Regions from separate parts of the Homo sapiens genome. Here regions 1 and 3 are each linked to region 2. Evidence: chromatin loops called from intact Hi-C (ENCODE). Cell type or tissue: B cell. All regions are shown on one strand. Each heading gives the region's core, and the rest is flanking DNA. Links, peaks and the distances in the headings are about the cores only. Region 1 overlaps LOC105372310 (a long non-coding RNA gene). Region 2 holds the start of ZNF90 (zinc finger protein 90). Region 3 holds the start of TSSK6 (testis specific serine kinase 6).

What was found. A loop is a pair of places that touch in the nucleus more often than their neighbours do. Peaks named below come from ENCODE experiments on the same cell type or tissue, not always from the same donor. Only the 100,000 strongest peaks of a DNase experiment are listed, where the experiment ranks them.
Region 1: a loop joins it to region 2, with 9 times the contacts of the local background. A loop is called at or near these places in 5 of 110 quality-filtered maps.
Region 3: a loop joins it to region 2, with 6 times the contacts of the local background. A loop is called at or near these places in 2 of 110 quality-filtered maps.

The regions. Positions count from the first base shown.
Region 1 is chr19:20,232,665-20,243,391 of GRCh38, forward strand. It overlaps LOC105372310 (a long non-coding RNA gene), which reads right to left. Exons shown (of 7, transcript XR_007067164.1): 2 at 7,836-7,973; 3 at 6,318-7,126; 4 at 5,624-5,886. Among named protein-coding and RNA genes, the nearest start is that of ZNF486, 71 kb to the left of the region's middle. RefSeq lists enhancers at 5,021-5,531, 6,043-6,561. In B cell, for the core only: no CTCF peak of the experiment used is centred there; DNase peaks (open chromatin) are centred at 2,677, 3,417 and 5,847; H3K4me3 peaks cover 1,025 bases; H3K27ac peaks cover 652 bases.
Region 2 is chr19:20,073,268-20,083,994 of GRCh38, forward strand. ZNF90 (zinc finger protein 90) reads left to right here and starts at 4,733. Exons shown (of 4, transcript NM_007138.2): 1 at 4,733-4,868. The coding sequence starts at 4,866. It also overlaps the pseudogene RPS8P11. RefSeq lists enhancers at 4,676-5,155, 8,769-9,624. In B cell, for the core only: no CTCF peak of the experiment used is centred there; DNase peaks (open chromatin) are centred at 4,664 and 5,484; H3K4me3 peaks cover 1,841 bases; H3K27ac peaks cover 404 bases.
Region 3 is chr19:19,510,416-19,521,142 of GRCh38, forward strand. It overlaps TSSK6 (testis specific serine kinase 6), which reads right to left and starts at 5,133. Exons shown (of 1, transcript NM_032037.4): 1 at 3,804-5,133. The coding sequence starts at 5,012. The coding sequence ends at 4,191. It overlaps NDUFA13 (NADH:ubiquinone oxidoreductase subunit A13), which reads left to right and starts at 5,810. Exons shown (of 5, transcript NM_015965.7): 1 at 5,810-5,917. The coding sequence starts at 5,824. RefSeq lists a silencer at 5,379-5,498 and an enhancer at 5,709-5,988. In B cell, for the core only: no CTCF peak of the experiment used is centred there; DNase peaks (open chromatin) are centred at 3,922, 4,231, 4,782 and 5,776; H3K4me3 peaks cover 1,712 bases; H3K27ac peaks cover 1,266 bases.

The DNA.
Region 1 (10,727 bases), core at 1,518-9,517, 160 kb after region 2:
ACAGAGCCAGACACACACTCTGCACATTTTCTCCTTTTTCTCATTAAAAAAATCAGCTGAATTTGTCTTCAGTGGTAAAAATAAAATATTTCTGTCTTTTTCTTGAGCTGGAATCTCGCTCTGTCACCCACGCAGAAGTGCAGTGGTGTGATCTTGGCTCACTGCAACATCTGCATCCCGGGTTCAAGAAATTCTCCTGCCTCAGCCTCCCGAGTAGCTGGGATTATAGGCACCCACCACCATGCCCGGCTAATTTTTGTATTTTAAGTAGAAACAGGGTTTCACCATGTTGCCTAGGCTGGTCTCAAACTTGTGACCTCTGGTGATCTGCATGCCTTGGCCTCCTGAAATGCTGGGATTCCAGGTGAGCCACCATGCCAGGCTTAAAATAAAATATCTCCTTTTTTTTTTGAGTTGGAGTATTGCTCTGTTGCCTAGGCTGGAGTGCAATGGCATGATCTCAGCTCAATGCAAACTCTGCATCCCAGGTTCAAGCTATTCTCCTGCCTTAGCCTCCTGAGTAGCAGGCATTACAGGCACGTGCCCCCGCAGGTGGCTAATTTTTGTATTTTTAGCAGAGACAAGGTTTCACCATCTCAGGCTGGTCTCGCACTCCTGACCTTGTGATCTGGAATTACAGACATAAGCCACCACACCCAGCCTAAAAGTAAATACTTCTTAAACTTTACTTAAGCTTATCTCCCTCCCTCAGGCTCCTGAACTTTGAGCTACCCTCAGTCTGAGTCAACATACAACCCCATTTTATGTCCCTCCTAAGAATATGCTGATTTCAGGGTAAGACATTCTCTTTTCTATAATCTGACTTTTTCACCCTCCATTTGCCATTCCTCTCCCACCTCCTTTCTAATCTTGTTTGCTCCTCCCTAGAAAAGAAAGCTCTTTTCTGCCTACATCTATGCAAGCCGTAAAGATCTTATAGTTAGTTGGTACTTCCTCCTGTTGCAATACATTTTTGAAATTCATTTTTTTTACATAAATCTAACATTTGTATTACACAAAGTGTAGAAGGTGCCTCAAAACAATAACAACTTCATCATCATTAGTAAGACCGTCCCCCAGTTTCCTTTCATTTTAACCTTAACTGCATCTGCCTGTGGGGCCCCAGCTTTCCAGGGCTCTGCAGTTTCTCTGAGGATGAAGGCTCCTTCCATGGCTCGGGTGAGCAGGCTGAAACATCTGCAGGAAAGGTTCCCCAAGAATAACTAACTGGGCCTTTAATAACCTCCTGTTGCAGGCTTAATATTAGCCTTAGCTTGGAGTCACAAGGTTCAAGCTTTAATTTCCATGTGAGAGTTATTTACTTGGTTTTTGAAACTGTTCAAAAAATCCAGTGAAATTACTCAAACACTGTGTTTATATAAGGGATGGAAATTTTAAGGTGCTTAATTTTTTTTTTGAGATGGAGTCTTGCCCTGTCACCCAGGCTGGAGTGCCATGGTATGATCTCAGCTCACTGCAACCTCTGCTTCCCGAGTTCAAGTCATTCTCCTCCCTCAGCCTCCCAAGCAGCTGAAACTACAAAGTATGCGCCACCATACCCTATTAATTTTTGTATTTTTAGTAGAGATGGAATTTCACTATGTTGGGAAGGCTGGTGTGGAACTCCTGACCTCAAGTGATCTACCTGCCTCGGCCTCCCAAAATGCTGGGATTACAGGCATGAGTCACTGCACCTGGCTAAAGTGCTTGCATTTTATACCTTCATAAGAAAAGCAAATATACCTACTTCTTTCAGACAATATATGTATTATCTTATTATTTCTATTAAAAATAATGTAGTAACAAATTAGTCATATGGGAACACTTGTAGAAGGTACCATGTTTCATCACATATAATTTAGCATTACATTCAGAAATGAAGACAACAGGATATAGACATGAGATATTTATTCACTGTCACAAATTTACCCAGCAAAAGGAGGTACTGATGTTTTGATGAATTTATGTAACTCAATTATCTACAACATTTTCCTGTGGAAATATATTCATTGTCTACAGCCAAAATGAAAGAGAGATTTTTCTTATTTTTTCCCTTGGTAGCTAGCATTCTTAAAGTTAAGGCTTGGAATTCTGTTTGAAATCACTCAGCCATAAAAAACACACCTGAGAAAATTCCTAAACTCACTCTGGGAAAGAAAAAGATAAATGAGAATGATTAACAAATGGAATATATGATTAGATATTAATTTTTTGAAACTCATATTTTATTTTCTTTGTAAATATTTTCTTAACTTTCAAGCCCTACTAATAAAATGCAAATTTTAGTTAAAAAAACATGTCAGCTGGGTGCAGTGGCTCACGCCTGTAATCCCAGCACTTTGGGAGGCCAAGGCAGGTGGATCACTTAAGACTAGAAGTTTGGGACCAGCCTAGTCCATCTCTACTAAAAATACAAAAACTAGCTGGGCCTAGTGGTGCGCACCTGTAGTCCTAGCTACTTGGGAGGCTGAGGCCATGAGAATCAATTGAACCCAGGAGGTGGAGGTTGCAGTGAGCCGAGATTGAGCCATTGCATTCCAGCCTGTGCAACAGATTGAGACTGTCTCAAAAAAGAAAAAAAAAAAGGGAGGTCAAAATAAGTGAACAGATCGTTTCAAGGTACAGGTCGAATCACCCACCCCATCCTGCTCATTTACGTGCTCAATAACCACCCTCCCAGGAGACACTGCGATATGACCCAGTGAGTCCTCCAGGTGCATTTTACTTCCTAAATTTTTACGCCATCTCACTGGGGTCAGTTTTTTTTGTCTTTTGGAGTGTTTTTTTTTTAAACAAATTTTTCACTATTTTTCTGCCACCCCCCCCCTGCCCCCGCCAAGAAAATCTAGGGGACAGAAATTATTTGTTTTCCCCTCGATACCAGCATCTGGTTGGCTGACAAGCAATGTGTCTCCAAGAATTGGAAGCTAGGTTGGGTGAAGAGAATCATGTCTCAAGGGGTTAGCTTTTCTTTATTTTTTGTGAGATCGAGTCTTGCTCTTGTCGCCCAGGCTGGAGTGCAGTGGCGCAATCTCGGCTCACTGAAACCTCCGCCTACCGGGTTCACGCCATTCTCCTGCCTCAGCCTCCCGAGTAGCTGGGATTACAGGCGCCTGCCACCATGCCCGGCTGATTTTTTGTATTTTTTAGTAGAGATGGGGTTTCACCATGTTGGCCAGCCTCCAGGCTGGTCTCCAACTCCTGATCTCAGGTGACCCACCCACCTCGGCCTCCCAAAGTGCTGGGATTACAGGCGTGAGACACTGCACCCAGCCTCAAGGGGTTAGCTTTTCAGGAAAAAAAAAAAAAAAAGAAAAAAGAAGAAGTGCAACAGGAGATGCCTTTCAGCCCCAAGGCTGTCACCTGCTCTTTTGAGAGGCTACACTGTATACTTCAGGTGGTCCTATGGGAGAAAATGACCCAAGAGCTAATAGTCACTAGACACTCTACCAGACATAGCCATGGTGGGTATCTTGGTTTATTCCCAGAAAGTACTAAAACTCAGGCCCAGAAAAAAAACTGAAGGATAGCTGAGGACACATCACCCTACAAAGTTTACAAAGGGTAATCTTGACCCAAAAACATTTTGGTAAGTTCTCTGGAAAAATAAAAGAAAAAGAGGAGCCGGGCGCGGTGGCTCACGCCTAACCCCAGCACTTTGGAAGGCCAAGGCGAGTGGATCACGAGGTCAAGAGATTGAGACCATCCTGGCCCACATGGTGAAACCCCGTCTCTGCTTAAAATACAAAAATTTAGCTGGGCGTGGTGGCGCGCGCCTGTAGTCCCAGCTACTGGAAAGGCTGAGGCAGGAGGATCGCTGGAACCCAGGAGACGGAGGTTGCAGTAAATCGAGATCGCGCGACTGCACTCCAGCCTGGCAATAGAGCCAGATTCCATCTCAAAAAACAAAAACAACAAAAGAAATGCAGGCACAGATATTTTTTACAATACAGTGTCAGGGGATTATTCTTTGCTTTCTTCTGGGAAATATTTACAAAGAGAAAACAAGTCTTTTCAATAGTGTTATGCAATGCTTTAAAAAAAATGATTAATTGAGGAACGTGGGGTACATTTCAGGCCCTGCTTAGGACACATGTGAAAAATGCTAGGGAAAAATCAGTCCCCTGTGGGGTGTGGAAATAATTAAGTGGCAGGCAATTAGACTGAGGATGCTCTAGTCCTCGGATTCCTCCTTCTAAAATAAAAATCTAAACTCAAGTGCAGTTTTTGCTAAATTACTACATTCGGGAAACAAAATTCAGGCTTAAAAAACCATAAACTGCCAATTAAGCTCTGATTACATAACCAGGAAATTTCCACCTTAATTGTACAAAGAAACTACATAACTATACGTATTGAATTATTGAATATGGTTTTCTTCATCATGCACCTTATCAATGTTTCCTTCAAGCCCCTCCCATGGACCGCAAACTACAAACTATAGCTGGGTGCTCTTGAATGACTGATTAAATTATTTGATATTTTTGCGGTGACTCCCATAATTTATGTATTTATTTATTTTTTTAGACAAAGTCTTAGGCCGGGCGCGGTGGTTCACGCCTGTAATCCCAGCACTTTGGGAGGCCAAGGCGGGCGGATCACGAGGTCAGGAGATGGAGACCATCCTGGTTAACACAGTGAAACCCCGTCTCTACTAAAAATACAAAAAATTAGCCAGGCAAGGTGGCGGGCGCCTGTAGTCCCAGCTACTCGGGAAGCTGAGGCAGGAGAATGGCGTGAACCCCAGGGGGCGGAGCCTGCAGTGGGCCGAGATCGCGCCACTGTACTCCAGCCTGGGCGACAGCGAGACTCCGTCTCAAAAAAAAAAAAAAAAAAAAAAAGGACAAAGTCTTGCTCTGTCACCCAGGCTGGAATGCAGTGGTGTGATATCAGCTCACTGCAGCCTCCGCCTCCTGGGTTCAAGCGATTCTCTCTCCTCTGCCTCCCGAGTAGCTGGGACTAGAGACATTCGCCATCACACTCAGCTAATTTTTCTATTTTCTTTGTAGAGATGGGGTTTCCCCATTTTGCCCAGGCTGGTCTTCAACTCCTGACCTCAAGTGATCAGCCCTTCTCAGCCTCCCAAAGTGTTGGGATTACTGGCATTTCGTACCTGGCACCATACTTTTTTTTTTTCTTTGAGACGGAGTCTCCCTCTGTCGCCCAGGCTGGAGTGGTGGTGCAATCTCGGCTCAATGCAAGCTCCACCTCCCGGATTCCACACATTTTTAATAACAGAAAAGAGAAACTGTGAACCCCACGGACCAAAGCTCTTCCCATTCATGAACCCACATCCCGAGTCAGGATTCTCCCCTGACGACCCTCCCATGGTCCCTGCAAAATCTGGGAGAAACGCGGCGCTGCCGCTGCAGAGCTGCCTAGAAAGGGCTCCAGGCCATGGCACAGTCACTGCGAGAGGAAGAGACAGGAGGCCTGGCGGCCCGGCTGTCAGCGCAGTCGCCATCTTAAGGCTGAAGGGGGCTGAGGCCAACCTGGGCAAGGAGAACTTGGGGCGCACATTGTGGAGCTGACTGCGAAGAGGCCTGAGTCCCGCCACAGTCACTTCCCACCAGTTCCACCCTGCCCCTCTTCCTGTCTCGGGATGTCGGCCGGGCACTCTCACCATTTCTATGCTTCCAGGGTGTCCTGGGGTTTTAGCTGTGGATCTCCCAATACCTGCAGGTCACAGGGCCACAGAGGCTGGGCCTCCAGGAGAATAGGACACAGACCAGTGAAGACGAGACCTGAAACGCCGGCTGCAGCTAGAGACAAAGGCCGCGCCAAAAGCGGAAAGCCGTCCTCGTCGCTCCAGCTGCGTGCCTGATTGGACGGTTTCCAGCCCAGCGTCTCTGATTGGATAATGCTTTAGGTCCCGCCCCTCAGGCCCTGAGTGACAGAAGATGTGATCAGATGCTGGGCTAAGTGAAGAGAGACAGCCTAAGCTGCAGCCTTTACAGGCAGGGCTTCCTTCCTGAGCTGACCCAGGCCCCCCCCAGAGCATGAGAAAATTCTCTTTTGTACTCACTCTCCTTTTGAATGTATTCAAAAGGTGAACAGAAGTATTTTGCTGGCATATTAATAATACATAAAATTTTTGTTCAAGAGAAAATCAACGTTTACTTTGTTAGTAGTGTATTATCAATACTAAAGCTAATGTTTTTTTTTTTTTTTTTGAGACGGAGTCTCGCTTTGTCACCCAGGCTGGAGTGCAGTGGCGGGGTCTCGCTCACCCGATTTTCCTGCCTCAGCCTCCTGAGTAGCTGGGATTACAGCTACTATTGTTGAAAAACAATAGACAATCACAAAAACAAGCTGACCTTTTTGTGTTCCTTAAGCCCTGTCCTGAAGAGCCCTGTGACTGGGCTTTATGCCAAACAACTCGTTACTAAAGAGCTGTGGTCCCAGACTGCACCGAAGCTTCATGAGACCTCTCCTCGTCTGTGCACGGACGAGTGGCCAACTCTGGAGCCCAGGCTGTTGCTTCCCTGTCTGGTGGTGAATCCTCCACAGTCTGATGAGGGTGGTGTCTGACTCTGGAGCTCAGGCTGTTGCTTCTTGGTCTGGTGGTGAGTCCTTCATAGTCTGGTGAGTGCGGGTGTCCCACTCTGGAACCCATGCTGTTGCTTCCTGGCCTGGTGGAGAATCTTCCAGCCTGGAGAGTGCGGTGTCTGACTCTGGAGCCCAAGGCTGGAAACTTGGGGACGTCCCAAATCCCGGAATGGAAACTCCCCCAGTTCTCCCCCTTGGCGTGCCCTATCTGGTGAGTTTCGGGGGAACTCATGACCCAAGTCATAATAGGAATTTCAAGCCTCATAAAGACATCATGGTTGAAGCAGAGGTGTTTCGTTTCCAGCAAAGCCCAATAGCAAGCTAACAATTGCTCCTCGAAAGGGTTATAAGCTTTGCTGGCCTCTGGCAGTTTCTGGGTCCAAAACCAGAAATGTACCTCTTCCCATCTTGTTTCTGCCTAAGGCTCCAATTAGCATGTTGATCTAGGACAGTTACTTGCAGTTCTACGGGACCATCCCAAATGGGTCATAGATCCAGGGCCAGTTGCACTGCTTGTTTATCTTGTTCGGAAGCCATGATCTCTTTCTCTCCCCAAAGTCATAGCGTTTTCTGGTGGCTGCATGCAGAGGTTGTAACATGTTACCCAAGTGGGGAATATGATGTCTCCAGAATCCAAACAAGCCAATAAATTTCTGAGCCTCATTTTTAGTGGTAGGGGTTGCAAATTCTAGTATTTTAGGCTTAGCCTTTGGTAAAATGAATTATTTCCCTGCATTTCATAGGATGCAACCAGCCCCTATCTTGACACATTATCTTATAAGCAGTAAGGAAACACCATCCACTCTGGGAGATCCCCTCAGCGTCTCCTTTGCTGACTGGAATTCCCTGCAGCACTTCACGCACAAAGGTCTAAATTGCACTAATTTAGATTCCCAATTCTTACAAAGTCCGGTTCCCCTTGACCATTCAATTGCCAAGGGAGAGAACTGGGGGAGTTTCCATCCGGGGATATGGGAAGTCCTCGAGCCTCCCGCCCTGCCCTTGTTGCTAAAAAGTGGCACACTTTTGTTTTTGAATCCTGTTTGTGACACCAAAAGTGTTCTGTGCGGGAAACGCACGAGGGGGAGAAGGAAAGACACACACACAATACCTTTAAGGGTAAACAAGCTTCATTCCACGTAAATAGCAATGCAGATATAATAAGCAAATTATGTAATAAGCAAATCAATATAATAAGCAGATTGATATAACAAGTAGATTGATATAATAAGCAAATTGCAATGGGAAGAGGAGAAAGGAAAAAATATATATATATTTACACTCACCAGACTATGGAGGATTCACTACCAGAGTGGGAAGCAACAGCCTGGGCTCTAGCATCGGACATTGCACTCACCAGACAGTGGAGGCCTCACCACCAGATGGGAAGCAACAGCTTGGGCTCCAGAGTCGGCCGCTCATTCCTGCACAGATGAGAAGAGGTCTCATGAAGCTTCAGCCCAGTCTGGTATCCTAGCTCTTTTGTAACTAGTTGTTTCGCATGAGGCCTAGTCACGAGGGCCTTTCATGACCCGGCACGAGGAACATAAAAATGTCAACTTGTTTTTGCGATTGCCTATTGTTTTTCAATAACTAATGCATAGGAATAGATTGAAATAGAGATTTCTCCAAAACAGCACTGAATGAACGCTTGAAGGGGCTCACACAACCTGTTCTGGGACTCGGTGACCATTGTTTGTGTCCACGTTCAATTGAGTTCAAATTTATTATTTAACTTTTCCTCCACAAATTCGCCTGTCTTGATGAATCAGCTCTGTCTAGGCAAAGGGCAAGGTGAACCTCTTGGGCCTTACACAACCTCCACCTCCTGGGTTCAAGCGATTCTTCTGTTTCGGTCTCCAGAGTAGCTGGCACTACAAAAGTGCACCACCACAACCTGCTAATTTTTTGTATTTTTAGTAGAGATGGAGTTTCACCATGTTGGCCAGGCTAGTCTTGAACTCCTGACCTCAAGTGATCCACCCACCTAGGCCTCCCAAAGTTCTGGGATTACAGGCGTGAGCCACTGAGGTTATCACTAAATGATATCTTTTTGTTTCCTATAACAATGTGAAATTACTTAAAGGTGGTTTCAAATTGAAAAAATAAAAAGAATGCAGATAAAAATAAAATATAAAAAGTTCAAAAAATTACAAGAGATTACAAAATATACATGTATATCTTGAGAGGTCAAAAATGACAAATTTTGTTTATTTACAAGGTTGTATTTATTTATTTATTTATATTTTTATTTTTTGAGACAAAATATTGCTCTGTTGCCCACGATGGAGTGCAGCGGTGCGATCTTGGCTCACCGCAACCTCCACCTCACGGGTTCAAGCGATTCTCTTGCCTCAGCTTCCCTAGTAGCTGGGACCACAGGCTCATACCAGGAGGCCCGGCTAATTTTTTTTATGTTTAGTAGAGACGGGGTTTCACTGTATTAGCCAGGATGGTCTCGATTTCCTGAACTCCTGATCCGACCGCCTCAGCCTTCCAAAGGGCCAGGATTATAGGTGTGAGCCACTGCACCAGCTTTATAAGGTTTTATTAAAATTGGCTTTAGTGTTGATAATACACTATTAACAAGTAAAAGTTGATTTTCTCTTGAACAAAAATTTTATGTATTATTAATATGACAGCACAATACTTCCGTTCATCTTTTGAATACATTCAAAAAGAGAGACAATGAAAAGAGATAGAATTTTCCCATGCTCTGGAATGGGCCTGGCTCAGCTCAGGTAGGAAGCCCTGTTTGAAAAGGCTGCAGCTAGGCCAGGCCCAGCGGTTCACGCCTTTAATCCCAGGAGTTTGGGAGGCCGAGGTGGGTGGATCACCTGAGGTCGGTAGTTCGAGTCCAGGCTGACCAACATGGAGAAACCCTGTCTTTACTAAAAATACAAAAAATTAACCAGGCATGGTGCCACATGCCTGTAATCCCAGCTACTTGGGAGGATGAGATCTATTATATCTCACAGGGTTTACAATTTCTCTTTTCTCCTATTATAAATTTATGAGGCCAGCGGCTGGGCATGGTGACTCATGCCTGTAATCCCAGCACTTTGGGAGGCTGAGGTGGGCAGATCACTTGAGGTCAGAAGTTCAAGACCAGCCTGGACAATATGGTGAAGCCCCATCTCTACTAAAAAAATACAAAAAAATTAGCTGGGCATTGTGGCGTGTGCCTGTAATCCCAGCTACTCAGGAGGCTGAGGCAGGAGAATTGCTTGAACCTGGGAGGTGGAGGTTGCAGTGAGCCAAGATCGTGCCACTGCACTCCAGCCTGGGCAACAGAGAAAAACTCCATCTCAAAAACAAACAAAAAAAATTTATGGGGCCAGGTGCAGTGGCTCACACCTGTAATCCCAGCACTTTAGGTGGTCTAGGCAGGTGGATCACTTGAGGTCAGGAGTTTAAGACAAACCTGGCCAAAATGGGGAAACCCCATCTCTACTAAAAATACAAAAATTAGTTGGGTGTGATGGTGAATGTCTCTAGTCCAGGCTACTCAGGAGGTAGAAGTGAGAGAATAACTTGAACCCAGGAGTGGAGGTTGCAGTGAGCTGAGATCATGCCACTGTACTCCAGCCTGGGCGACAGAGCAAGACTCTGTCTAAAAACAAAAAAACAAACAAAAAAACAAAAAAAAGTATGAGTGTCTCTGCCAAAATGGAAATAATTTAATCAAACAGTGATTCAAGAATTGTCGAGCACCCAGCTATAGTTTGTAGTTTGTGGTCCATGGGAGGAGCTTGAAGGAAAGACATTTATAGGGTGCATGATGAAGAAAACTATATTCAATAATTGCTCAGGTATGGTTATGTAGGTTCTTAATTTGTTCAATTAAGGTGGAAATTTCCTGGTTATGTAATCAGAGCTTAATTGACAGTTTATAGTTGCTTAAGCCTGAATTTTGTTTCCCCTAATGTAAAACTTTTTTTTTTTTTGAGACGGAGTCTCACTGTATAGCCCAGGCTGGAGTGCAATGGCATGATCTCGGCTCACTGCAACCTCCGCCTCCCAGGTTCAAGTGATTCTCCTGCCTCAGCCTCCCAAGTAGCTGGAACTACAGGTGCATGCCACCATGCCCGGCTAATTTTTTGTGTGTATTTTTAGTAGAGATGGGGTTTCACCATGTTAGCCAGGATGGTCTTGATCTTCTGACCTCGTGATTCACC
Region 2 (10,727 bases), core at 1,442-9,441:
GATTGAAATCGAGATTTCTCTGAAACAACTCTAGATGAATGCATCAAGGGGCTCGCAGAACCTATTCTCAGGCTTGGTGACCATCGTTTGTGTCCACATTCAATTCAATTCAAATTTAACTTTTTCTCCACCTTTGGCCTCAATTGGATACTCAATTGTAGGAAAATACCCTTACAGATACATAGGGAAGGCATAGTCGATATAGATTACAGATACAGGGTAAGGACAGGAGAATTAAAAGCACAATTAATAAAAACCACACCCAGCATGGCTTTCTAAGGAGAGTCATATTGTGAGAATTGCCAGGGATATACACACCACATTTAGCATGCAATATGGCACAAATCCCTCCTTGGGCTGCGGTAAGCATATCTAATGCCATTTGATTTTGCAACACAACAGTACTCAGCTGAGCAAATTTATCTGGTAACAACATAAGTCTAGTGCTAATATCATTAAGAGCTTTTTCTACATATAACCTTAATATTTTAGTTTGTTGCTGAAGCAGGATTGTACCAGTGGCAGGGGAGAATACTGTGATAGGGTACTGCCACCAGGGAGGCCAGGGAGGCTGGCACATTCATAACCAGTGATGTTTGTAAGTATCTAAATTACTTGGGAGAGGAATATTAACCCGGATGGTGAATGGAATTAATGGCTATCCCCAAGTTCATCTCCCTGTCCAGTGTGGGGACAGGTATCACCACTCATAGGATCTGCATACCCAGAGGGCTCCCCCAGGGGACAGCAATGGAGCTACTGTAATCACAGTGTACTCATGTATTATTAAAGTAGGAAAGAGATTGTGGTTCACTGGGGGCAATGTTGATTTGGAGTATGTGTTGACAATTGTCTGGAGAAACCCCAGAGTAATATTAGAGGAACCTTTTAAGGCCTCCAGACTAAGCGGGGGCTATAGGGAATCCAGGCACCAGCACAGCTGGTTTCCAAAATATACCATTCCAGGAATATTGGGCAGGATACCAAGGCTTTTGATGAAAGGAGAATGTGGAGTTCACCTTTTGTCTGACTTGGGCAAAGATAGATTGCTTAGTGTGGTCAAAGGAAGTACAGGTTGGACTACAAGTGTTGTTGTGACCCCGTTGGTAACTACATAGCCATTCAGAAATGTTGTCAGGATGATTCTCCAAGGTAGCCCATTCCTGGCGGCCTTTGGCAACTCGACGTATAGAAAACATTGTCTGTGATTGGCTTCTATTGCAGCGGTGGCTACCCAGTTCATGAATTTATTCTTGGCCTCAGACACAAAGACACAGGTGCTGACCATTAGTAGATAGATTATTCCCTGTAATAACAAAAAAGGATAGGAACATCATATTGTTTTTCATCTTTAGGAAATTGTACTATGCCTTCATTTTCTGTTTTCACAGCTACAAGGTCACCAGACTTAGGGGTGGGATCTGATGGATGCTGTACCCATATATTGGCTCCAGGATTTAAGCTACATGAACCAGTGGATCTGAATCCCCGAGTTCTGTATGTAGCCTCTGTTGGGACAGAGATTTCCTCAGGGGTTAATTGTTGACAAGGTACCACTAATAATTGAGCAACCCACATTTGTGGTTTTATAGCAAAAGAATCTGGAGTGGTATTGTATAAAACAACCTTTAACTCTCCCCAGTAATCACCATCAATTATACCACCAAACACTATAATGCCTCTCATTGCAAGGCTTGAACACATTGTAATCCATTCATCCACATTCAAATTTGCATTTATGGTGGAAATTTTGGCCTGTCGATCTTCCTGCTGATTAAATAGTCTGTCAAGAAAAGCAGAGATGCATGAGCATCATCATGGAAAACAGATCCAGGAGTGGTGGCCCAAGCCTGTACTTCTACCAATTTGGGAGGCTGAGGTGGGTTGTTCACGAGGTCAGGAGATTGAGACCACCCTGGTGAACACAGTGAAACCCCGCCTCTACTAGAGAAGTACAAAAATTAGCTGGGCGTGGCGGTGCATGCCTGTAATCCCAGCTACTCGGGAGGCTGAGGCAGGAGAATCACTTGAACCTGGGAGGCAGAGGTTGCAGTGAGCTGAGACTCAGCCACTGCACTCAAGCCTGGTGACCCGAGACTGAGCCACTGTACTCCAGCCTGGTGACAGAGCTAGACTCCGTGTCAAAAAAAATAAATTAATTAATACAGGAAAACAATGATAATGGTAGTGTGTACCAGAATTCATGTATCTTCCCAGTATTGTTTTCCCCATACCTCTTTATTCCCAATTAACCATTTGTTTTGTTGTCATTGGGGCATCCAGGTAGTAAGACCATTTGCTACTGAGCAAGAGTTGGTATACAAGTGACAAATCCTTCTTCCTTCCTTTCGAAGAGCTCAGAGGATGTCTACTAGTTCAGTTAACTGGCTGCTCCCACCCCTTTCTTCATCAGAAATGGTTATGTTTTTCGGTTGTTTGTTTTTGAGATGGAGTCTCAGTCTGTCACATAGGCTGGAGTGCAGTGGTGAGACCTCAGCTCATTGCAACCTCTGCCTCCTGGGATTCCAGTGATTCTCCTGCCTCAGCCCCCTGAGTAGCTGGGATTATAGATGCATGCCACCACACCTGGCTAGTTTTTGTATTTTTAGTAGAGATGGGGTTTCATCATGTTGGCCAGCCTGGTCTCAAACTTCTGACCTCGTGATCCACACATCTTGGCCTCCTGTGGATTTTGAGGGAACTCGTGACCTAAATCATAACAGGAAATTTAGGCCTCATAAAGACATCATGGTTAAAGCAGAGGTGTTTTGTTTCCAGTAAAGTCCAATAGCAAGCTAACAATTGTGCACAGGTGAGGAGAGCTGTCACGAAGCTTTGGCGCAGTCTGGGACCCTAGCTCTTTTGTAATGAGTTGTTTGGCACGAGGCTTAGTCATGAGGACCCTTCGCGACTGAGCTGAAGAAACACAAAAAGGTCACTTGTTTTTGGGATTGTCTGTTGTTTTTCAAGAACGAATGTATAGGAATAGATTGAAATACAGATTTCTCTGAAACAGCGCTGGATGAACGCCTCTAGGGGCTCACACAACCTGTTCCCGGACTTGGTGACCATTGTTTGTGTCCACGTTCAATTAGCACAAATTTATTATTTAACTTTGACTCCACACCAGACTATGGAGGATTCACCACCAGACCGGAAAGCAACAGGATGGGCTCCAGAGTTGGCCACCCATCGGTGCACAGACCAGGAGAGGTATAATGACGCTTCTGCGCGGTCTGGGAACCTAGCTCTTTTTGTAACGAGTTGTTCAGCATGAGGCCTAGTCACCAGGGCCCTTCATGACTGGTCTCAAGGAACACAGAAAGGTCAACTTGTTTTTGTGATTGTCTATTGTTTTTCTTTTTCTTTCTTTCTTTTTTTTTTTTTTTTTTGAGACGGAGTCTCGCTCTGTCGCCCAGGCTGGAGTGCAGTGGCGCGATCTCGGCTCACTCCAAGTTCCGCCTCCCAGGTTCACACCATTCTCCTGCCTCAGCTTCCCGACTAGCTGGGACTACAGGCGCCTGCCACCAGGCCTGGCTAATTTTTTGTATTTCTAGTAGAGACGGGGTTTCAGCGTGTTAGCCAGCATGGTCTTGATCTCCTGACCTCGTGACCCGCCCGCCTCAGCCTCCCAAAGTGCTGAGATTACAGGCGTGAGCCACCGCGCCCGGCCTTGTCTATTGTTTTTCAATAACGAATGTATAGGAATAGATTGAATAGATTGACATAGAGATTTCTCTAAAATAGCACTGGATGAACGCCTCAAGGGGCTCACACAACCTCTTCCAGGACTTGGTGACCATTGTTTGTGTCCACGTTCAATTGAGTTCAAATTAAATATTTAACTTTTCCTCCACAAATTCCCCTGTCTTGATGAATTGGTTTTGTCTGGGCAAAGGGCAAGGTAAACTCCTTGGGCGGTTACACAACCTCCACCTCCTAGGTTCAAGAGATTCTCCTGCCTCAGCCTTCGGTGTAGCTGGGACTACAGGTGTGCACCAGCACGCCCAGGTAAGGTTTTGTATTTTTAGTAGAAATGGGGTTTCACCGTGTTGGCCAGGGTGGTCTTGAACTCCTGACCTCAAGTGATTCGCCCTCTTTGGCTTCCCAAAGTGCTGGAATTACAGGCGTGAGCCACCGCGCCTGGCCCTAAATGATTTCCTTTCTGTCTCCTATAACAGTTTGAAATTACTTAAAAGTTGTTTCAAATTGAAAAAATAAAAAGAATGTAGATAAAAATAAAATATAAAAAGTTAAAAAAATTACATTAGATTACAAAATATATATGATGTATATGTAAGTCTCGAGAGGTCAAAAATGACAAATTTGATTTACTTACAAGGTTTTATTAAAATTAGCTTTCGTATTGATAATACACTATTACCAAAGTAAAAGTTTTCTCTTGAACAAAAATTTTTTGTATTATTAATATGACAGCCAAATACTTCTGTTCACCTTTTGAATACATTCAAAAAGAGAAAGAGTAAAAAAGAATTTTCCCATGCTCTCCGGTGGGCCTGGCTCAGCTCAAGGAGGAAGCCCGGCCTGAAAAGGCTGCAGCTGAGGCTGTGACTCTTTCTTCACTCAGCCCAGCATGTGATCACATCTTCTGTCACTCAGGGACTGAGGAGGCGGGGCCTTAAGCATTATCCAATCAGGGACGCTGGGTTGGAAACCGTCCAATCATGCAGGCAGCTGGAGCGAAGAGGAAGGCTTTCGGGTTTGGCGCGGCCATTTGTCTCTTGCTGCAGCTGGTGCTCCAAATCTGGTCTTAGCTGCTTCGTGTCTTCTTCTCCAGCCTCTGTGGCCCTGTGACCTGCAGGTATTGGGAGATCCACAGCTGAGGGACCCCCGGAAGCCTAGAAATGGTGAGAGTGCCTTTCCAGCATTCCGAGAGAGGGGAGGGACTGGTTGGAACCGATGGGAAGTGGCTGTGGCGGGACTTAGGCCTCCCCGCAGTCAGCTCCACAATCTGCGACCGACTTCTCCTTGCCCAGTTCGGCCTCAGTCCCCTTCAGCCATAAGATGGCAACAGCGCCGACAGCCGGGCCCCGCGGCGTCCTGTCTCTTCCCTGCCCTGGCCTGGAGCCCTCTCTGGGCAGCTCTGCACCCACAGCGCTGCGTCTCTCCCAGATTGTGCAGGGAGCACGGGAGGGTTCTCGGGGGAGAATCCTGACTCGGGGTGCAGGTTCATGAATGGGAAGAGCTTTGGTCCATGGGGTTGACAGTTTCTCTTTTCTCCTATTAAAAACTTATGGGGCCGGTCGCTGTGGTTCATGCCTGTAATCCCAGCATTTTGGGAGGTCGAGGCGAGCGGATCACTTGAGGTAAAGGGTTGTTAGTACAACGTAGTTCTTCTTCAAAGACGCAACTTCCTGGTCATAAGTTGGAAAAGTTGTAAATCACCCCTACCCCTTCTTCTCCCTTCTCCTTTTCTCACAAATCGCGCATTACCCGATTTGGAAAAAGCTTGAGTGTAAGCCAACCGGGATCAGCTTAGATTGTGCGGTCTGACCCCAGCCAATGGAGGGAAAACAAAAACAGAACTGCATTAGGGCTAATAACCCCTTCCCGGCCAGGCGCGGTGGCTCCTGCCTGTAATTTCAGCACTTTGGGGCGCCGAGGCGGGCGGATCACGTGGTCAAATTTCTAGACCAGCCTATCCAACGTGGTGAAACCTCTCTCTACTAAAAATACAAAAATTAGCCTGGAGTGGTGCCAAGCGCCTGTAATCCCAGCAACTTGGGAGGCTGAGGCCCGAGAATTGCTTGAACTCGGGAGGCAGAGGTTGCAGTGAGCTGAGATCCCTCCATCGCGCTCCAGCATGCGCGACAGAGGGAGAGTCCTCAAAAAAAAAAAAAAAAAAAAAAGTAAGCATCTTAAAATTTCCATCCTTTATGTAAACACTGTGTTTTAGTAACTTCACTGTATTTTCCAACACTTAGTTTCAAAAACCCAGTGAATAACTCTGGCATGGAAATTAAAGCTTGAACCTAGTGATTCCGAGCTAAGGCTAATATTAAGCCTGCAAAAGGAGGGTTTTTTTTTTTTTTTTGAGATGGAGTTTGTCCAGGCAGATGCAGTTAAGATTAAGATGAAAGGAAACTGGATGGGTCTTACTGATAATGATGTTATTGTTTTGAGGCACTTGTTTGACTTTGTAAAATAAAAACGTTAGATTTATGGAAAAAAATGAATTCCAAAAACATATTGCAACAGGAGGAAGTACCAACAAAGTATAACGTCTTTATGGCTTGCAAAAACGTAGGCAGAAAAGTGCTTTCTTCCCTAGGGAGGAGCAAAGAAGTTTAGAAAGGAGGTGGGAGGGGAATGGCAAATGGAGGGTGCAAAAGTCAGATTTTATATCAGAGAATGTCTTACTCTGAAATCAGCATGTTCTTAGGAGGGATGTAAAATGTGGTTGTATGTTGACTCAGACTGAGGGTAGCTCAAAGTTCAGGAGCTTGAGGGAGGCATATAAGCTTAAGAAAAGTTTCATTGAGAAATATTTTGTTTTAGGCCAGGCGCGGTGGCTCACGCCTGTAATCTCATCTGCTCGGCCACCCTGTCCCGGCCCTGAAGCGATGTAAGCAAGAAGCTGCCCTGCTGGAACTGCTCCTTCGGGAGACTGCTGATTTTGGCATTCTTTTTCCTTTCATCGTATTTCCTCTTTTTTTTTTTTTTTGAGATGAAGTTTCTCTCTTATTGCCCAGGCTGGAGTGCAATGGCACAATCTCGGCTCACTGCAACCTCCGCCTCCTGGGTTCAAGCGATTCTCCTGCCTCAGCCTCCCGAGTAGCTGGGATTACAGGCATGCACCACCACACCTGGCTAATTTTGTATTTTTAGTAGAGACAGAGTTTCTCCATGTTGAGGCTGCAAGAATTGCAGGTCAGCAAGAATTGCTGCCCAGGGGCAGCACATAATGGGACTAGTACCACCGTCCTGACGGTGTGCTGTTGATGAGCACGATGCAATTCTTCACCAGGGTCTTGGTACGGACTAGCTCGTTATTAGATGTATTGTAGACAACATGGACGATCCTTGTTTTACCAGTACAACACTCTGAGCCACAGGAGAAATTCCCCCGTCCAGCCTCAGGGCACCGTATTTCTTCTTACCTCCCCACAAACGGACTGTGTGGATGCGGCGGGGGCCAATCTTGGTGTTGGCAGCCGGGCGCCACAACTCATCCTTCTGCTTCTTGTGGTAGGGCTTTCTCTTGCCCCTGGACTTGCAGCGTTTGTGCCAGTTGTCCCAAGAGATGCCCATCTCTCAGCGCTGGCTGGAAAGAGTTCTCTTTTCTTTGATCTATGCATTTCTTCCATTTGGCTTTTCCTGGGCCACATCTTATACATTAAACCGGTAAACATCACTACAGTGTTTTCCTGAGTTCTGTGAATAGCTCTAGCAAATTATTTGGGTGTCCCCAATTTTCAAACAATAGGTGAGAAGCATAGATGGGCCATGGGGTTTGTGACTGGCATCTGCAGTGAGGACAATGTTGTGGGACTGAGCACTGAAACGGGGTCTGTGCTGACTCTGGGTGGTGTCAGATTTCAAATGTTAGATAATGAGTTGTTGTTGGAGAGTTGTTTGACGTTCAGCAAACTCTGCAGATTTGGTGCCAGCAAAAGATATCACGGAGGCCTGGCCTGGAATAAAACTCTGGGTGTTTGGGAATAGGAGGCTCTCCTGTACACAGGCTGTCACACTGCCCATTGTCCTGTGATTCCAGATCTTCTCCCAGGGTGACAGAGGACTGAAAACTTAGAGGAAAAGAGCTCTGATGACAGACACCCCCCTTTTCTTGCAAGTGCCACAATAGGATTCCCACCTACTCACAAACACACACACTAGACATAGACGTGCCCATACTCCTCCCAGGACTAGGCACCACCTTCAGGAACTTCATTATGCCATTTTTTTTTCTTTTTCTGAGACAGAGTCTTGCTCTTTTGCCCAGGCTGGAGTGCAGTGGTGCCATCTCGGCTCACTTCAACCTCTGCCTCCCAGGTTCCAACGATTCTTCTGCCTCAGCCTCCCAAGTGGCTGGGATTACAAGTGAGTGCCACCACACCCAGCTAATTTTTGTATTTTTAGTAGAGACTTGGTTTCACCATGTTGGCCACGCTGGTCTCAAAATCCTGACCTCATGATCCACCCACCTTGCCCTCCCAAAGTGCCGGGATTACAGGCATAAGCCATCGCACCCAGCCAGCATTTTTGATCCTAGTGTTTCTTGCCAAGAACCCACAAGTGTCTACAAGTCTCCTGGCATATCCCCACCCCCAGACACTGAATCTGCAGCAGCAACCTATTTTCTCCATCAACCTAAAGGTCTGGACCTCCTCTTTATAATCTCATCTGCCTGCATGCATACAGAAATAAATCAGAGTGTGGCCCCACCTGGGCCACTATCTGTAGCGAAAATCAGTCTGTTCATCTACATTGCAGTCTTTCCCACACAGGGATTTGTTTTTTTTCTTTCTTTCTTTCTTCTTTTTTTTTTTTTGAGATGGCGTCTCGCTCTGTCATCCAGGCTGGAGTGCAGTGGCGAGATCTCGGCTCACTGCAAGGTCTGCCTCCCAGGTTCACACTATTCTCCTGCCTCAGCCTGCTGAGCAGCTGGGACTACAGGCACGTGCCACTACCCCCGGCTAATTTTTTGTATTTTTAGTAGAGACGGGGTTTCACCATGTTAGCCAGGAGGGTCTCGATCTCCTGACCTCGTGATCCACCCGCCTCGGCCTCCTAAAGTGCTGGGATTACAGGCGTGAGCCACCGCGCCTGGCCTGTTTTTTTTTCTTGTAGCTTTTATTTTTGGTTTAGGGTACACATATGGGTTTGTTATACAGCTAAAATTATGTCATGGGGGTTTGGTGTGCAGATTTTATCACTGAGATACTACGTATAGCACCAAACATGTCTGTTTTCTGATCCTCATGGTCCTCCCACTCTCCACCCTCTACTAGGTCTCAGTGTCTGTTATTCTCCTGTTGTGTTCATGTGTTCTTATTATTTAGCTCTTACTTATAAATAATAACATGCATTTGGTTTTCTGTTTCTGCATTTGTGGGGAAAAGAGAGATCAGACTGTTACTGTGTCTATGTAGAAAGAAGTAGACATAAGAGACTCCATTTTGTTCTGTACTAAGAAAAATTCTTCTGCCTTGAGATACTGTTAATCTGTAACCCTACCCGCTACCCTGTGCTTGCAGGAACATGTGCTGTGTCCACTCAAGGTTTAATGGATTTAGGGCTATGCAGGATGTGCTTTGTTAAACAAATGCTTGAAGGCAGCATGCTTGTTAAAAGTCATCACCACTCCCTAATCTCAAGTGCCCAGGGACACAAAACACTGTGGAAGGCCGCAGGGACCTCTGCCTAGGAAAGCCAGGTATTGTGCAAGGTTTTTCCCCATGTGATAGTCTGAAATATGACCTCATGGCAAGGGAAAGACCTGACCATCCCCCAGCCCGACACCCATAAAGGGTCTGTGCTGAGGAGGATTAGTAAAAGAGAAAGTCCTCTTTGCAGTTGAGATAAGAGGAAGGCATCTGTCTCCTGCTCCTCCCTGGGCAATGGAATGTCTCAGTGTAAAACCTGATTGTATATTCCATCTACTGAGATAGGAGAAAACCCCCTTAACGCTGGAGGTGAGACGTGCTGGTGGCAATACTGCTCTTTAATGCACCAGATATGTTTATGTATGTGCACATCAAAACACAGCACATTTTCTAACCTTGTTTCTGACACTGAGACATTTCTTCACGTTTTCCTGCTGACCCTTCCCCCGCTATTACCCTATTGTCCTGCCACATCTCCCTCTCTGAGATGGTAGTGATAATGATCAGTAAATAACTAGGGAACTCAGAGACTGGTGCCGGTGCCGGTCCTCCATCTGCTGAGCTCTTGTCCCCTGGGCCCACTTTTCTTTCTCTATACTTTGTCTCTGTGTCTCTTTCTTTTCTCAGTCTCTAGTCCCACCCGATGAGAAATACTCACAGGTGTGGAGGGGCAGGCCACCCCTTTAGCATTAGTTTTCTTTTTTTTTTGTTTTTTGTTTTGTTTTTTGAGATGAAGTTTTGCTCTTGTTGCCCAGGCTGCAGTGTAATGTTGCGATCTCGGCTCATTGCAACCTTTGACTCCTGGGTTCTAGCGATTCTCCTGCCTCAGCCTCCCAAGTAGCTAGTATTATAGGCGTGCACCACCACGTTTGGCTAATTTTGTGTTTTTAGTAGCAACAGGGTTTCTCCATGTTGGTCAGGATGGTCTTAAGCTCCCGACCTCAGGTGATTATCCCACTTCAGCCTCCCAAAGTGCTGGGATTACAGGCCTGAGCCACCACGCCCAGGCTCTGCATTAGTTTTCTAAGAATAATGATCTCCAGCATCATCGATGTTATTGCAAAGGACATAATCATTTCTTTTAATGGCCACAGAGTATTCATGATGTTTATGTATCATATTTTGTTTTTACTAAATCTTTTATTTTTGGAGACAGGGTCTTACTTATTGTTCAGGCTAGAGTGCTGTGGCATGATACTGACATACATTAGCCTGAACCTTTCAGGCTCAAGCAATTCTCTCCTACCTCATCCTCACAAGTAGCTGGGACTACACATTTGCGTTACCACCCCTGGCCAATTTTTCTTTTTGTATTTTTTGTGGAGACAGGATTTTGCCATGTTGCTTAGGCTGGTCCCAAACTTCTAAACTCAGGCA
Region 3 (10,727 bases), core at 803-8,802, 560 kb before region 2:
TTTTTTTTTTTTTTGAGATAGGCTCTCTGTTGCCCAAGCTAGAGTGCCTAGAGGCTCTCTGTTGCCCAGGCTCAGGCGATCCTCCCACCTCAGCCTACCGTGTAGCTGGGGCCAGAGGCTTGCTACAGGCATTTCTTGCTTGGCCTGAGAAACATTCCTATGGGGTGCTGTCTCCTGGGCTTGGCTCTTGGTTCCTCGTGAGGCTCTGCTTCCCTGGATTGGGCACAGGCTTGTCAGTGCAGTTGGGGCAGATTCAAGGGGCGGGTCCTGGGTCATGGTCTCAAATAGCCTCTCCAGCTGAGAAAATGGGACACTCCCCTCGTCCCTGACATCTTGTCCCCGACATCTCATCCTCTCTGAATTGAGCCTTGGGTCTGTGGCCACATGGCAGGCAGAGACCCTGACCCCATCTGCTCCCACAGATTCGTCGGTGGACAGATGGCATGCACTATGCCCTGGGCCCCGGAGATGTGGCAGGAGCTATCCAGACAGAAACATATAGCACCTTGAGAGGAGGGCATGGGGTGACATTTTAGGCAAGGCTTGAAGAGGGGAAAAGTGCCAGGAGTGTGCAAAGGCTTGGAGATAGGAGCCAGCATGGCAGGTCAAGAACAAAAAGGGCAATGTGGTGGGACTGGGTGGGAAGACGGGGCAAGGGCGTGGGTTTTAGCTAAGTGCAGTGGGAGTCTAGGGAAGGTCCTGGGCCCAGTACTCAAGCTACGCCCACTCTGAAGCCATGCCCACTACCCCAAGGATGGGGTTTTGCCCATTTTCCAAGTGGGGAGTCTGAGGCATGGCCCCAGTCAGGAGCAGCACCCTTCGAATAAACCAGAGGGGCTAGGGGCTAGGTTTTATTTTATTTATTTATTTTTTCTTTTGAGGCAGAGTCTTGCTCTGCTGCCCAGGCTGGAGTGCATTGGTGGGATCTTGGCTCACTGCATCCTCCATTTTCCGGGTTCAAGTGATTCTCCTGACTCAGGCTCCCCAGTAGCTAGGACTACAGGTGCAAGCCACCCATGCCCGACTAAATTTTGTATTTTTAGTAGAGATGGGGTTTTACCATGTTAGCCAGGCTGGTCTCAAACGCCTGACCTCAAGTGATCCGCCTCCCAAAGTGCTGGGATTACAGGTGTGAGCCACCATGCCCGGCCCCAGGAGCTGGGTTTTCTACCTCCACTCTGATGTGGTCCAGCCAAGACTGGAGGCTAGGCACTGCCCCTCTTTTAGCCTCGGTTTCCTCATCTGCAAAACTGAAGGGGACAGGGCCATGTATCTATTTGGAGGGATGAAGATAGAGCTGGCACTGCATCACCAGGGCACCAGAAAGCCATTGAGACTGAGTGAGCAGGGGCTGGGCATGGGGAGACCCACCAGAGGAGCAGCTATGTAGGGCTCATATGCAGGTAGGCACGATTAGGATTTCCTAATATACCTAATACATTTCCCCATATACCCCAAATGGGAACCACTCCCAGGCTCTGTGGGGTCCTCTCTCAATTTCCTCCTTACCTTGCCATCTCCTTTCCCTCTCTCCCTCCTTATTCCAGGCAAATAAGCTTACTGGCCTTACTCAAACACGCCAGCTCCCCTCTTCCTGGGGAACAACCTGGACTGTTTCTCTTACCTTCAGAGTCCCTTGACTTTTTTTTTTTTTTTTTTTTTCTGAGACAGGGTCTCACTCTGTGGTCCAGGCTGGAGTGCAGTGGCACGATCATAGCTCACTGCAGCCTTGAACTCCCAGGCCCAAGCGATTCTCCCACCTCACCCTCCCAAGTAACTGAGACACACCACCATGCCTGGCTAATTTTTAAATTTTTTGTACAGATGGCCGTCTCGCTGTGTTGCCCAGATTGGTCTTTAACTCCTGGGCTCAAGCGATCCGCCCACCTCAGCTTCCCAAAGTTCTGGAATTATAGGCGTGAGCTGCCACGCCCTGCCCAGAGTCCCTCCTTGAACACCTCCCAACTCTACCTGGCATTTAGCACAACTTACAATTATTTTATTTCCATGTCATTCTTTTATTTTACTTGACTTTTCAATTGTCTCGTTTTCGGCAGGGATGGGCCCAAGTCTCTTCGCCATGAGCTCTGGGGCCTGGCAGACAGTAGGTGCTCAAGAAATGCATGACTACATGAAGGAACAGAGGAAGGAACGAGCTAGTGAGTCCAGCTGAATCTCGCCCAGCCCCGCCCTGACTCCCCCACCCCCTCTTCCCGAGAGGAAAGGGACCCACAGCAGGGAGGGCTTCCCCCACCCCCGCAACGTCACTGTTGCTAGATCTGGGTTCAAATTACAGCTGTGAGCCGGGTGAAGTGGCTCATGCCTGTAACTCCAGCACTTTGGGGAGGTCGAGGCAGGTGGATCGCCTGAGGTCAGGAGTTCGAGACCAGCCTGGCCAACATGGTGAAACCCTGTCTCCACTAAAAATACAAAAAATTAGCCAGGCGTGGTTGCCTGCGCCTGTAGTCTCAGCTACTCAGGAGGCAGAGGCATGAGAATTGCTTGAACCCGGGTAGAGACTGCAGTGAGCCAAGATCGTGCCACTCCAGCCTGGGCAACAAAGAGAGACCTTGTCCTAAAAAAAAAAAAAAAAAAAAAAAAAAAAAATCACAGCTGTGTCTTTTTTGTTTGTTTTTTGAGACGGAGTTTCGCTCTTGTTGCCCACGGTGGACTGCAGTGACACGATCTCGGCTCACTGCAACCTCCCCCTCCCGGGTTCAAGCGATTCTTCCGCCTCAGCCTCCGAGTAGCTGAGATTACAGGCGCCCGCCCCCGTGCCCAGCTAAATTTTTTTTGTATTTTTAGTAGAGACGGGGTTTCACTATATTGGCCAGGCTGGTCTCGAACTCCTGACCTCAGGTGATCCACCCGCCTTGGCCTCCCGAAGTGCTGGGATTACAGGCGTGAGCACCGCGCCCGGGGTTTTTCTTTTTCTTTCTTTTTTCTTTTCCTTTTTTTTTTTTTTTTTTTTTTTTAAGAGGCAGGGTCCAGGGCGCGTTGGCTCACGCCTGTAATCCCAACACTTTGAGAGGCCGAGGCGGGTGGATCACGAAGTCAGGAGTTCAAGACCAGCCTGGCCAAGATGGTGAAACCCCGTCTCTACTAAAAATACAAAAATTAGCCGGGTGGGGGGACACGCGCCTGTAGTCCCAGCTACTTGGGAGGCTAAGGCGGGAGAATCGCTTGAACCCGGGAGGCGGAGGTTGCAGTGAGCCGAGATCGTGCCACTGCACTCCAGCTTGGGCGACAGAGCGAGACTCTGTCTCAAAAAACAAACAAACAAACAAACAAACAAACAAGAGATGAGGTCTCGGCTGTGATGCCCAGGCTGTTTTCGAACTCCTGACCTCAAGATATCTGCCCGCTTCGGACTCGCAGTGTTGGGGTTACAGGCGTGAGCCACCGCGCCTGGCCCTTGGCTCTGCCTTTTGGCAAGTGACATCCATGTGGGCCTCAGTTTCCTTATCTATAAACTCCTACTTTACGTGGAGACAGGCCACCCTCGCCCCACCCCTGGCTGTTCCATTCTTAAAAGATGTGGACGGCGAGGCGCTGGGGTCCACTTGCTTCCCAGCCCATCATCACAGCGACATCACGACCCGGGGACAACAAAGCTCCTTTGAGTTTGCCCATACTGGGGAGCTCAAAAGGTCCAGGCTCGAATCCTCCCGACTCCCTTTTGAGTCTTGGAGCAATAACCTCAACATGCGTGACTCTAAAATAGGGTACCCGCGCCTGCCTTCCCCGGATGGAGCGATCGCTTCTCCACTAGTCCGCAAATGGGGGCCACCGTTAGAGCCAGGTGCGAGGAACAGCGAGTTTATTGCAGGTTCCAACCGGGAACCTGGCACCCACGGCTGGTTGGGAAGGGACGCCCTCCGCGCAGAGGCTGAGAGTTCCGCGCAGGCGCAATGCTTCCGTCCCCTCTGGTCTCGCCCTCTCGGGGCCTGGTCGCAGGGAATCGCGGATGCGCATGCGCCTCCAGCTCCCGGGATCGCGGGGAACGTGGATTCCGAACAAGGGCAACTGCGGACTCCCCCGTGGGAAGAAAGGGAGGGAAGCGGAAGGGAAAAAGCGCATGTGCAGCAGCACGCGGCAGCTTCGCATATTCCCTCGAAGCGCGCCTCTTGCGCGTGCGCCGCCCTGGCCCAGTGCCCTTGGCTGCAGGAATGGCTGGAACCACCCGGCTTCTAGCCGGAGTCCCCGGCGCGCAGCCAGCAGTTGCGCGCTACCTGGCCCGCGGAGGGCCTGGCGGACGGGCTGAACTGCAGCAGCTCGGCGATCAGGGCCTTGCAGCGCTCGGACAGCTCGAGGCCTTCGGGATAGAGCACGCCGCGTTTCTGGCGCCGGGGCAGGCCGGCGATGTCCGAGTCGTCGAAGGGCATGCACCCGGTGACCATGACGTAGAGCACGACGCCCATGCTCCACACATCGTACTTCTTGGGGTCGTAGGGGATGCCCAGGAGCACCTCGGGTGACGCGTAGGCGGCTGAGCCGCAGTAGGTGGTGCTCAGGTCTGGGTAGCCATGGGCCTGGCGGCCGAAGCCGAAGTCGGTGAGCTTGACGCGGCGCTCGTCCGGGCTCAGCAGCACGTTTTCGCACTTGAGGTCGCGGTGCACCAGGTGATGATCGTGCAGGTAGCGCACGGCGCCGGCGATCTGCGCAAAGAGGTCGCGCGCCTGAACTCCGGGGATGCGCCCGTTGCGCTGCACGGCTTGCAGCAGGTCGGTGGCGGCCGCTTCCATCACGATGTACAGTTTCCCGTTGCACACCTCGATGAACTCGAAGACGTGCACGATGTGCGGGTGTCGCACGCCCCGCAGGATGGACAGCTCTCGCGGCAGGAACTTGTTGACGAAGTCCGGGGGCGCTCGCCGCCGGTCCACCACCTTGATGGCCACGGTACCCTTGTACTTCTTGGATGTGGCCACCTTCACCTTGGAGTAGCTGCCCTCTCCAATTGTGCGGCCCAGCTTATAACCGAGTTCGCTCAGAAGTTTGTCTCCCGACATGGTGGCGCCTAGGGCGCACGGGGGGCAGGAGGCGGCTGCTGTCGGGGGGCGGCCGGACTCCAATCTCGGGTCTAAGCCATGGCGCTTGGCACCTACACCCCCGCACCCCCATGTGCCCACTGCCAGACATTGGCCGCTGTTGTGCCTTTTATTGCCCCGTAACAATTTTTGCCTTGTGAAGTGACTGCGGGCGTCACTCCGCCTTAGGGTGGGGGTCCGGGACCCCGCCCCGGGGCCACCCTAGCCTCCCTGCTTTGTGACTCATAATCATCCTGAATGGTCAGTTTCCGATGAGAGGCCACTAGCAAGGGATACCCATCACCACCAGGGAGCAGAATCCGTTCCAGGGATTGGGGTGAGTCCGACTTCGAGCAGCAGCTGCCCCCCAACATCATGTACCCAGCCCGTGACTACGTGGAGCCCTGGGCTTCGCGTAGAGTCCCTAGACGGGGCGAAAACGGGAAAAGGGGCCTTAACTGGGGCACCTGGCTCCTTTGAGAGCTCGGAGTTTCTGACTGGCCTGCGCAACACCCCAGAGGCAAGGTGAACGCGAGGGCCTATAATGCAAGAACCAAGGCGAGTCACGCCCTGTCTGGGCAAAAGAGGAGTAAAGACCCCTCAGCTGCAGCCCGGCAGCGCATTCCTACCCAGGGTCCGCCGCCAGAGCTTTCCCGCGCGGTCGGATAGTTACACTACTGTCCGGGACTTCCTAGCCGTGCCGCGGACCATCTCAAGTGCTTCCGCCACACTCATCATGGCGGTGGCAGTAAGTCACTTCCGCCCGGGACCGGAAGTGTGGGATACTGCGAGTATGGCGGCGTCAAAGGTGAAGCAGGACATGCCTCCGCCGGGGGGCTATGGGCCCATCGACTACAAACGGAACTTGCCGCGTCGAGGACTGTCGGGTCAGTATCACTCTGCGCCGGGGTCTCAGAGTCTGGGCACTCGGGGCTCGGGGGCGGGGTTCCGGGGACACAGGCGGGCCTCAGTTTTCCCGGCGGTGTGACCGGAGGCGGAGCCCGGGGATCCATCATAGCTTCTGTAATAACGCTAAGTGCTGCAGTTTGTTGAGGTCTTTCCCAGCTCCTCTTCCTTCTCGTAACAGCCCAGGAAATCGGTCCCTCTAGTTATTTACGTTTTACAGTGGGTTAAACTGAGTCATAGCCTGTGCTCTGGCCCTCAGCCACCCTTGGATTTCTAAGATGGGGAAACTGAGGCCCAAAGAAGGCCGCGGCTCCCCAAGGCAAAGCTGAGGCCGCAACCCGGAACCTGGAGGGAATTTACAAGATGTTCTATGCAGTGGTTCCCTGCTGGCAGCCCCCGCCTGCATGGTGTCACAGGAATCCATATTCTTTAAATTTTCAATTTTTTTTTTTTGAGACGGAGTTTTGCTCTTGTTGCCCAGGCTGGAGTGCAATGGCGCCATCTCGGCTCACCGCAACCTCCGCCTCCTGGGTTCAAGCGATTCTCTTGCCTCAGCCTCCTGAGTAGCTGGGATTACAGGCATGTGCCACAACGCCTGGCTAACTTTGTGTTTTTAGTAGAGACGGGGTTTCTCCATGTTGGTCAGGGTGGTCTCGAACTCCCAACCTCGGATGATCCGCCCACCTCGGCCTCCCAAAGTGCTGGGATTACAGGCGTGAGCCACCATGCCCGGCGTAAAGTTTTCAAATGTTTAAGTAACACGTTAAATTTTGTTATCGGGCTCAGCACAGAAAATTGAAAAAGAGAACTTAAAAGGCGCCCATACTCAGTCCCCAGGTTAACAGACAAATAGAAACTTTTAAACGTAATCTAAGAGTGAATACATACATTTCTTTTTTTTTTTTTAAGACGGTATGGTTCTGTTGCCTGGGCTGGAGTGATTTCTTGGCAACCTCCGCCTCCTGGGCTCAAGCCATCCTCCCACCCCAGCCTCCTGAGAAGCTGGGATTACAAGCATGCGCCCAGCTTTCTGTATTTTCTATAGAGATGGGATCTCGCCATCTTGCCCAGGCTGGTCTCGAAGTCCTGGGCTCAAGTGATCCACCCACCTCGGCTTCCCAAAGTGATGGGACTATCGGCATGAGCTACCGTGCTCGGCAGAATGCATGTCTCTTAACAAATCAAACTTTACATTTAAATTACATGTTATGCACATTATTCCTCAATTTTAACACACACACAAAAATGAGCATGGTAATTAAAAACGTAATAATTCAGACAGTAGAAAAATCAGTGTGAGGTGAAAAGTCCTCCCCAGCCCCTTCTTGGTTTTTTTATTTTTTATTTCTACTTTTTGTAGAGACAGGGTGCAGCTATGTTGACCAGGCTGGTCTCAAACTCCTGGGCTCAAGTGATCCTCCAGCCTCAGCCTCCCAAAGTGCTGGAATTACAGGCATGAGCCACCGCGGCCAACCTCCTCTTGTTTTTCTTGTATCCCAGAACTGAGATTGGCAGACTTTTTCTATAAAAGGGACAGATGACAAGTATTTTGGGTTTGGCTGGCCAGAAAGTTTCAGTTACTGAGACAACCATTTACAAATGGAAAGTGTTCTTAGCCTGGGGGCTCTACAAAAACAGATTGCCTGTGAGCCAGGTGGCTCATGCCTGTAATCCCCACACTTTGGGAGGCTGAAGCGGGAGGATGGCTTGAGCCCAGGAGTTTGTGACCAGCCTGGGCAACATAGTGAGACCCCCACCTCTACCAAAAATTAAAAAAAAAAAAAAGAGGCTTCAGGCTAGATCTGGCCCATGAGTGCTGTCCCAGAACACATTGGAGGAATATAATGCATTCTATTTCCTCATTTTTCTTTTTTCTTTTCTTTCTTTCTTTTTTATTTTTTGAGACAGAGTCTCATTCTGTCACCCAGGCTAGAGTGCAGTGGCCCGATCTTGGCTCACTGCAACCTCCACCTCCTGGGTTCAAGCAATTCTCCTGTCTCAGCCTCCCGAGTAGCTGGGAGTACAGTTGGATGCCACCACATCCGGCTAATTTTTGTATTTTTAGTAGAGATGGGGTTTCACCATATTGGTCAGACTGGTCTCGAACTCCTGACCTCAGGTTATCCACCCACCTCGGCCTCCCAAAGTGCTAATATTGCAGGCACGACCCACCACGCCTGGCGTTGTTTGTTTTTTGGTTGTTGTTTTTTGTGTGTGTGTTTTTTTTTTTTAGACCAGGTCTTGCTCTGTCACCCAGGCTGGAGTGCAGTGGCGTGATCTCGGCTCACTGCAACCTGTGCCTCCCAGGTTCAAGCGATTCTCCTCCCTCGGCCTCCCTAGTATCTGGGATTACAGGTGGGCGCCACCATGCCCTGCGATTTTTTTTTTTTTTTTTTTTTTTTTTTTTGAGATGGAGTTTTCACTTTTATTGCCCAGGCTAGAGTGCAATGGTGCAATCTTGGCTCACCGCAACCTCTGCCTCCCAGGTTTAAGCGATTCTCCTGTCTCAGCCTCCCGAATAGCTAGGATTACAGGCATGTGCCACCATGCACAGCTAATTTTTTGTATTTTTAGTAGAGATGGGGTTTCTCCATGTTGGTCAGGCTGGTCTCAAACTCCTGACCTCAGATGATCTGCCCGCCTTGGTCTCCCAAAGTGGTGGGATTACAGGTGTGAGCCACTGGGCCCGGCCTATTTTTTTTTTTTTTTTTGTATTTTTAGTAGTGACAGGGTTTCACCATGTAGGCCAGGCTGGTCTCGAACTCCTGACCTCAGGTGGTCCCCCTGCCTCAGCCGCCCAAAGTGCTGGTATTACAGGCATGAGCCACCACGCCTGGCCGAGTCTCATTCTTCTCCGGTGTAACCTGGGCTACCCCACCCCTTCAGGTGTGCAGCACAAGGTCTGTTTCCAAATATGCACCTGTGTGACCTGCAGCCAGACCAGGCCACAGAAGGACCTCAGGCCTGGAGGCTCCCTGAGCTCCCTGCTTCCAGCATCTCATTTTTGTATAAATACCCTGGTCCTCTCCCAGTTCACCACAGAGCAGTGGCCCCCCCTGTGCCAGACAGTGCCCTAAATACCACTGCCTGGGGTTGTGTCTCCTAATGGTGTGGACTTTTGTTACAGCACATACACACCCACCCCAGCCTTTCCCGGTGGAGGAGTGAGGAGGATACCCCTATGCTGGTGTGCTCTTTGTTTATGGCCCTGCTTTCATTGTTGAGTGAGCACATGGTTCCGGGCCCTGTCCCCAAGCGCTCACAGCTGAGCTGAAGAGATACAACACATCATGCCAGGATTTCTAGTTGTTGGTGAGGCCTGGGATAACCTGGGCCCACTTAAGCCAGGATGTGCCAGGAGGACCTCTGAGAAGAAGCCTGCTCTGCAGAAAAAGAGCAAACACACAGGCCCTGCCTCCTCTCCCTCTGTCCTCCTCTCCTGCCTCTCCTGAGCCATGGTCCACAGTGGCCTTCCCACCAGACCTACCTTCTGTGCTCCTGTCCAAGGCCTGGTGGCCCCAAGCCTGGCACCCACTCCCTTCTGTCTGCCTGGGTCAGCCATTCACTCACTGCCAGCGTCCCAGGACATGATGGGCTGGCTCAGGCTGCTTTTTGTTCTCTTTTTTTTTTTTTTTTTTTTTGAGACAGAGTCTTGTTCTGTCACTCAGGCTGGAGTGCAGTGGCGCGATCTCAGCTCACTGCAAGGATGGTCTCGATCTCCTGACCTCATGATCCACCTACCTCAACCTCCCAAAGTGCTGGGATTACAGGCATGAGCCACTGCGCCCGGCTGGCTCAGGCCCCTTTTAATCCATGCCGCTTCTGAAGTGACTTCACCCCACCTCCTCCACTATCTCCCACACCCAGTTCTCCTGTCCCCACTCCCTCCTGAGCCTAGCAGGCAGCCCTTTCCTTTTCATCTTGTGTCTTTAATATATTTATTGAGGTTCCAATACCATACCACACAACTCACCCATTTAAAGTCTGTCCAATTTAATGGCTGTGAGCGGTGGCTCATGCCTGTAATCTCAGCCCTTTGAGGACAAAGCGGATGGATCACCTGAGCTCAGGAGTTGGAGACCAACCTGGCCAACATGGCAAAACCCTGTCTCTACTAAAAATACAAAAGTTAGTCGGGTATGGTGGTGCACACCTGTAATCCCAGCTACTTGGGAGGCTCAAGCAGGAGAATCGCTTGAACCTGGAAGGCGGAGGTTGCAGTGAGCCAAGATCTTGCCTCTGCACTCCAGCCTGGGCAACAGAGTAAGACTCCATCTCAAAAAAAATAATAATAATATAGTGAAGTGTGTCCAATTTATTGATTTTTTAGTATATTCACAAAGTTGTATGGCCATTGCCATGATCAGAATTTAGACCACTTTCATTACCCAAAAGAAACCCCGTCTTCCCTATTAGCAATCATCCCACCCCTGGCAAACACTAATCTGCTTCCTTCTCTGTGGATTTGCCTGTTCTGGCCATTTCCTATCAGTGAAGTCATAGACCGTGTGGCCTTTTGTTTCTGGCAAATTAATATCCAGCACCAAGTGTTGTGTTTTCATTTTTTGATGGGCACTTGGGTCATCCACCTACTCTTTGGCTGCTGTGAATAATGTGAGTATGGCTGCCATGAAGATTCATGCTGTACAGGTGTTTGTATGGATGTAGATTTTCATTTTTCCCTTGTGAACTTTCCCCTAAGAGAGAAACCACTGGATCATATGGTAACTTCGTGTTTAACATTTTGAGGAACTGCCAAATTGTTTTCCAAATTGGCTGCACCATTTTGTG